2 separate regions of the Homo sapiens genome follow, and region 1 is linked to region 2. A link is an interaction called in ENCODE POLR2A ChIA-PET data of the cell type or tissue named here. Cell type or tissue: Panc1. All regions are shown on one strand.

Region 1 (4,000 bases), 150 kb after region 2:
GGCTGATGAATTAAGACCCCTTGCCCAGATGGTCAAAATGCTTCACTTACATTTGTGAAAGAAAGAAAAAGGAAAAGGAAAAAAAAATGACTTAGAATTTTTCATTCATCAGTTTCCAAATAGTGCTTTTTTATTTTGTTCTCTCTTTTCTCTTCTTCTATGTCATCACCTCGAAATTTGCATTTCCAAAGGGAATAGCCCTTAGGTAAGATCATGTAGAAAATGTACATCTCAAAGGCACAGAGCTGTAACTTCAAGGCTAAATATCATAATTTGCCTATTGCAAAAAAGAGGAGTATAGGAAAAAGCCCAGTTAAGACAAGATCGCCAAGAAAAGCACCTTAAACAAAGGTAAGACTTGTTATGTAGATTTAAGCCAGCAAAGCACCTTAAACAAAGGTAAGACTTGTTATGTAGATTTAAGCCAATGTGCTCTCCATTGAGAGCATTGCTAATATTTAGTACTCATCATATTCTGCTTGTAGAGATAAAGACACCCTTACAAATAGAGATTTCCTTCATAGATGTATGTTTTTCTTGCAGAAAGCAGTCAAAGTGACCAGCTGAAAATAGGTCATATGCCAGAAAGTCTTATTTTGGAGACTAATTGGCTAGATGAGCAGTTCTCCAACCTAGCGTGAATCCTTTAGCTAAAAATACTGAGTGAATGAAGTATACTGAAGAAAAAACAACCATTTTTATGGCTGATTACAGCATAGATACTTCTAATCTTGCCTTATAGTGAGACGTTGTCCCATCTTTTGTTTCCTTTCAAGATGCAGTGAAAGACCAATCAGCTGCATTTTTTTCCCCCAAGAAATGGTTTTGGGGCACAGAAAAATCATGAAAACGGCTGGGCAAAGTGGCTCACGCTTGTAATCCCAGCACTTTGGAAGGCCAAGGCAGGTGGTTCATGAGGTTAGGAGATCAAGACCAGCCTGGCCAAGATGGTGAAACCCCGTTTCTACTAAAAATAAAAAAATTAGGCAGGCACAGTGGCAGGCACCAATAATCCCAGCTACTCAGGAGGCTGAGGCAGGAGAATTGCTTGAACCTGGGAGGCAGAGGTTGCAGTGAGCCGAGATCCCACCACTGCATTCCAGCCTGGGAGATAGACTGAGATATCAACTCAAAAAAAAAAAAAAAAAAAAAGAAAGAAAGAAAGAAAGAAAGAAAGAAAGAAAGAAAAATCATGAAAACAAGAAAGAGCTGGACAGAGTTGACAGAGTATTTAGTCAGCAGAGGTTTGAGAAAAGAGATTTCAGTAGACTGAGAGTTTCCTATGGGAAAGACCAGGAATTAATGCTTAAAATGGTTGTTTTACTGACCATGGATTCTTGGGCTTTCAATGCAACAGAAATTGACATGAGGCCAAAAGAGTTTTCCCACACAAAGCTTCATTGGAGCTTACACCCATGCATAAAGGAGGCTGTACAAGAAAGAGAATTCCCCAACTCTCCACAGAGAGTTGGTAGGGCTTTTTTTTATTAGTCAAAGCAAGGTAACTGACATCAGGGGTCAAGTATGTATATAAGCTGGGGTGGGCAAAGCAAGTGATGGGTAGGGTATGCAGGTCAGCATTATCAGGCTGCCGTAGTTATCTTGACTGGCCATAACTGGTGACCTGATGGTCTGGCCAGTGGCAACAAAGCTGTAAATGAACTGTTCAGCATTCCTTCCTGAGGTGGGACATTCTCCAACTTTTGTTATCTCTAAGGCCAGTTCCTGGAATTTTTTAATTAAAAGGACTATTAGCAGCGTGGTATGGTGTGGGTTTTGTCATCACTGGAAATGCATGAAAGAATGCTCCAGTGGGGTGAGCTGAAGCAGAGCCCCATCTTTACTGTCTCAGTTGTTGCAAGGGGATAGCTTGTTGGTTCTAGACTGGCTGTAAGGAATAAGTCCCATAGAGCTGAGTGAACTGACCTGCCAGAAGAGCTACTACCTCTGACACAATCAGTAGATTACACGTATTCACAGAATACATATTATTAAATTAGATTGACTTGAATATATTATTTTATGCAAAGATGAGAAAAAAGACGTGATCTGAAGATCTTTACTATTCTACCTATTAAAAATGAAGATTCTAATTGCTTCTAAATTCCTTTACAAATTATAAGTCTAAGATACATATCTATTTACTTCAAATCATCACACTTTGTTATAGAATGGTCTAAGCTATGCACATTTATATGCAAGCACACAAAATATGTAGATTCCTCTGAAAACAGTCATACTGTTTTACGTTTCCTTCTTAGTCAAAGGCAAAACACGAGAAAGAGGTGTATAATAGCATCAGGGAAGGTCTTGCCCTAGTTTCTTACTTCTTGCACTGTGGTCAGCAGATAGTTTTATGTACTGTGGTGTGGTCAGCAGAGGGTTTTCTCTATTAGTCATTGAGCCACTGCTGTTGCTTGATTTGCTTCTAAGGCATGATTCCTTTTTTTTCATCTTCAGGTGTTGAGCCCAAGAGCAATTCTGTTCTTTTTAAGAGATGGGGTCTCACACTCACTATGGCTGGAGTGCAGTGGCACAATCAGTTCACTGCAGTCTTGAACTCCCGAACGCAAGCGACCTCAGCCTCCCCAGAGCTGGGGTTTCAGCTGCACAACACCATGCCCAGCAATAGAACATCTTTTAATCAACATCCTGCACACTAAATTCCAACTATGATCTCAGAGTCTGCTTCCCCCGGAACCCAACCTGTAACAGTGTGTCATTTGAATGGAAAATAACTATGAATTTAAAATCTCAGGCTTATATCTACTTTGGCCAGTACTGTCTTCTTTAGATTGTAACCAAGCTCAACTGTAGCACAATTGAATCATTTAAGAGATATCCTCTGGTAGTAATTAGTATCATTAATCAATGTATCTAGGACTTGTATCTCTGGGTTCTTCCTTCAAATCAGACTGGCCAATGAGACTTTCATTTTTTTTATTTCTTATTTTGAGATGGAGTCTCACTCTGTCACCCAGGCTGGAGTACAGTGGCATGATCTTTGGCTCACTGCAAACTCCACCTCCCTGGTCCAAGTGATTCTCATACCTCAGCCTCCCAAGCAGCTGGGATTGCAGGCACATGCCACCAAGCCTGGCTAATTTTTTGTGTGTGTATTTTTTAGTAGAGATGGGTTTCTCCATGTTGGCCAGGCTGGTCTTGAACTCCCAGCCTTAAGTGATCTGCCTGCCTTGGCCTCCCAAAGTTCTGGGATTATATGTTTGAGCCACCACACCCTGCCCAATGAGACTTTTAAATGACAGTTGAAAGGTTTAGCTAATAAAATGTAAACAAAAGTTTTAATGTGGTAGTGCATTGCCTAGCATGTTCCCTTCTCTTTGACACAGCAAGCAATCCTATCGAGATGGAAACCAGCACAAATTAGAGGAGTTTTTAAAATTATTTTAGAAGAATTTTTCCTATTCAGGTTTTTTTTTTTTCTACAAAATCAACTTATGGCCAATCACTGCTATATGTACAGGTGAATAAGAGGAAAAGAAGTTAAAGAAAGAAAAGTCAAATGAACTTTGGTTATTTTAATTACCATTGTTAGGGATTCTGAGAAGCACCTCTTGAAGGATTTGAAATTGCAGTGAACATACCAGTACACAAACAAATAAAGCCACATTAAATTGAAACCACTCACTTCAAATTCAGAAAGGATATTTTGAAAGAAAATATTATTTTTTTAAAAATAGGCATGTGTAGCTCTTCAGTAATATAAAGACCTCCTTAGGGTCTTGTACAGTCTGTAAGAATAAGTACATGTTTGTTAAATGAAAATATAAATGTTTTTAAACCTTTCCGGTTTGGAGCACTTCTCCCCTACAATGCATTTAACCAATCCCTCAAATTAAACACATTTTTGTATTTCAATATTCCAGTGATTTTTAAAGACACTGATTATATGTGAATCTTAATTTATCCAAATGTTTAGTGTAACTGTTACCTCATCAACAAAGAATTAACTATAATAGCAATGAGAGAGAGAGAAAAG
Region 2 (4,000 bases):
TTATGAAAAGTTTAGGGGGACAATGCCTCAAAGATATCAGCAGCTTATAAATAGAGAACTCATTTTAAGAAGGGACAAGATTATGTTGAAGATGATGCCTGCAGCAGCAGACCATCCATATCAATTTGTGAGGAAACAAATTCGTCTTGTGTGTGCCCTACTTGAAAAGAACTGATGATTAATAACAGAAACAATAGGTGACACCATAGACATCTCAAATTGTTCAGCTTACGAAATTCTTTTTTTTTTTTTTTTTTTTTTTTGAGACAGAGTTTCACTCTCATCACCCAGGCTGGAGTGCAATGGCACGGTCTCGGTTCACTGCAACCTCCACCTCCTGGATTTGAGCGATTCTCCTGCCTCAGCCTCCCAAGTAGTTGGGATTACAGGTGCCTGCCACCATACCCCGGCTTACATAATTCTTATACAGTTATGTAGTGAAATTTGTGTTTGCCAAAAGTTAAGCTTTAAACTTTAGTAACTTAAAAAATGTGAATGCTACAATTCAAACTTTTTAAAAATTATATTTTATAAACAATTTTGTAAACTTTAAATAATAATGTTTATTTTCAAACAACTGTCATCTTTGATTTAAAGGGCTGAAAAAATAAGGGTAAAATTTAATTTACAAAATCAAATAAGTGAAAAATAAATATATATAATTAAGTTTTAAGTGAACTTTGTGTAAATTTGTAACATTGATACTTTGGGAGATGCTACAGCTGAAAATAGCATAAGATTTTGGAGACAGCGTCTACATTTCTAAAACATATTTTTCCTTTAAGTAGAAATTTTACCTCAAAGTAGATAGATGTCTACCAAATTGCTCATATTATCAGATATGTCTTAAATCTTATTTGGATAACTTCAACAGATATTTGTAGTTTAACTTTTTATTGAGATAATGGTAGATTCACATGCAATGGTAGAAAAATAATAGAGAATAAAATAATAATAATGTCTCAGTCTTCCCCCATCCCCAATGATAATATTTTGCAAGACTACACTATAATATCACAACCTGAATATTGTCATTGATTTAATCCACCTGTCTGGTTCAGATTTCTCAAATTTTACTGTGTCATTTGTGGGTGTATGTATTTAATTCAATATAGTTTTCTCATGAGTCATTTCATATATGATTACCGTAGTCAAGATACTTAACGGTTCTAGCATTACAAGGATGCTATGTTTTGCCCTTTTATAACCATGCCACGTGCCTTCTGCTTCCACCCACTGCTGCCCAATTCATTTCAAAAACGTTGTATAAATGGAGTCATCCATATGTAAATGTTGTGGATTGGCTCTTTTTTGTTGTTCTTAATTGATTATTCTATTGGTAAGACTTCTGGTAAACAGAAGGCAATTATTAGTAGTTAAGTTTTGGGGGAGCCAAAAGTTATATGTGGGTTTTTGACTGTGTGGAGGGTTGGTGCCCATAACCTCCATTTTTTTTTTCTTTTTCAACTTCTATTTTAGAATCAGGGGGCGCATGTGCAAGTTTGTTACTTGGGTTTGCTGCATGATGCTGCGGTTTGGAGCACAAATGATCCCATTAACCAGCTATGGAGTATAATACCCAACACTTTTTCAACTCTTGTGCCCCTCCACACCTCCCCTCTCAAGCAGTCCCCAGTGTCTATTGTTAGCATTGTGGATTGGCTTTTTCAATCAGCATAATTCCCTGGAGAGTCATGCAAGTTGTGTGTATACTTTTTGTGACTGAGTAGTATTCCCTAGAATGTATGTACCAGAGTTTTTTAACCATTCTCTTGTTGAAGGACATCTGAGTTGATTTCAGTGTTTGGCTATTACAGATAAAGCAGCTATTAAATGTATGGACAGGTTTTCATGTAAATAGACATTTTTCATTTCTGGAGAAAAAGCCCAAGAGAACAATTGCTGGATCATATGGTAATTGCTTGTTTAATTTTATTTTATAGCCCTGCCCAACTGTCTTCCAGAGTGGTTATATCATTTTACATTTCTTCCAGCAGTGTGTGAGTAATACAGTTTCTCAGCCTTACCAACTTGTGTTATCACTATTTTTTAATTCATTCAGTGATAAATAGATAATCGGATAGGTGTGTTGCAATATCTCACTTGTGGTTTTCATTTGCATTTCTCTAATGGCAAACAATGTCAAAACACTGATCATCTTTTCATGTGCTTATTTTCCACCTGTATGTCCTCTTCAGTGAAATATCTGCTCATATTTGAAGCCCATTGTCTTTTTAAGGTATATTGTTCATGTTTTCACCATTGGGTTTTGAGAGGTCTTTCCATATTCTAAATAATAGGTTTTCTGTCCGATATGTGATTTGTAAATATTATCTCCTGGACTGTAGCTGTTTTCTTTTCATCTTCAGATGGGCTTTCAAGAACAAAAGTCTTCAAGTTTGATGAAGTCCAATTTATTTGCTTTTATTTTACGAATCATACTTTTGGTGTCAAGTGTAACAATTCTTTGCCTAGCTCTAGATCTCAATTACTTTCTTTAATTTTTTTCAAAAAAAGCTTATCGTTTTATGTTTTACTTTTAAGACTGTAATCCATTTTGTTAGTTTTGAATAATAGATGAGATTTAAGTCAAATTTTCTTTTTAAAAAAATTTTTGCCTATGTATGTCAAATTTCTCCAGCACTATTTATTAAAAGAGCTATTCTTTCTTCACTGAATTGCTGTTGCTCCTTTGTGACAAATCACTTAGGCATTTTTGTATGAGTCTATTTTTTTCATTCTCTTTTCTCTTCTGTTGTTCAATAGGTCTCTTTCTTCCCACTCCACACTATCTTGCTTACTGTAGCTATATAGGAAGCTTTAATATTGGGGAGAGTTATTCTTCCCATTTCATTCTTCTTTGTCAAAATTGCATTTGAGGGCCTATGACTTTCCAAATAAATTTTAGAATAAGCTTTTCTATGTCTTAAAAAAGAAAATATTGCTGGGACTTTGTTAAGAATTGCATTATACCTATAAATCAATTTGAGAAGAATTGACATCCTTATTATGTTGAGTCTTTCAATCCATAAACATGGTATGTCTCTCCCTTTGTTTAAATTTCTTTATTAATTTATCAATGTATTATAATTTTTGGCATACAGATCTTCTACATGTTTTATTAATTATATATCTATCAAGTTCACTTTTAGAGCAGTTGTAAATAGTATTGTGGTTTTCATTTTTGCCTATGTTCATTGTTAATATAGAGAGATATGATTGATCTTTGTGTGTTGATCTTATATTTTGTGACCTTGCTAGACTCATGTATTAGTTATAGAAGGTTTTTTTTTTTAGATTTGGAAGATACTTTGGGATAGTCTATGTAGATAATCTTGTTATCTGCAAATAGAAAGTTTTATTTTTTCTCTTTTCAATAAGTATGCCTTTTATTTCTACGTCCTGCCTATTCCAGTGACTACAACATCTATGCCAAATAAGAGCAGTGAGAGATAATATCACTTCTTGGTTTCTATCTTAGGGAAAAAGCATGCAGTTTTAATTATTATATTCACTATAGATATTTGTATACATTCTCTTTATCAAGTTGAGATATGTTACCTAACTTGTTGAGAGTTTTCATTATGAATGAGTATTGGATTTTGTCAAATGCTTTTTCTACATCAGTTGAGATGAGCATAGGAATTTTTTCCTTTAGCTTTTTGGATTATAATTGATTTTTAAATGCTGAACCAGCCTTGCATACCTGGTAAATCCCACTTAGTCATGGTGTATAATTCATTTTTACACTGTTGAATTTTTGTTGCTAATATTTTGTGGAGAATGTTTCCATCTAACCTCATGAAATGTATTGGCATGTAGTTTTCTTTTTTTGTACTGCCTTTTTCTGGCTTTGGTATCAGAATAATACTGGCTCATCAAATTAGTTTGAAAATGTTCCTTCCTCTTTCATTTTTTCTGGAAGATATGTATAAAATTGCTGTTAATTCTTTAAAGAGTTGATACAATTATTCAGTTAAACTATTTAAACCTGGAAATT

Evidence for each region. ChIA-PET counts read pairs that join two places held together with the same protein. Peaks named below come from ENCODE experiments on the same cell type or tissue, not always from the same donor. Only the 100,000 strongest peaks of a DNase experiment are listed, where the experiment ranks them.
Region 1: POLR2A ChIA-PET joins it to region 2 with 8 read pairs; 2 of 35 experiments call an interaction of 5 or more read pairs at or near these places.

The regions. Positions count from the first base shown.
Region 1 is chr4:175,033,804-175,037,803 of GRCh38, forward strand. It overlaps LOC105377552 (a long non-coding RNA gene), which reads left to right. Exons shown (of 3, transcript XR_939495.3): 3 at 192-258. Among named protein-coding and RNA genes, the nearest start is that of ADAM29, 120 kb to the left of the region's middle. In Panc1, no CTCF peak of the experiment used is centred here; a DNase peak (open chromatin) is centred at 2,397.
Region 2 is chr4:174,882,602-174,886,601 of GRCh38, forward strand. No RefSeq gene overlaps it. Among named protein-coding and RNA genes, the nearest start is that of ADAM29, 34 kb to the right of the region's middle. In Panc1, no CTCF peak of the experiment used is centred here; no DNase peak of the experiment used is centred here.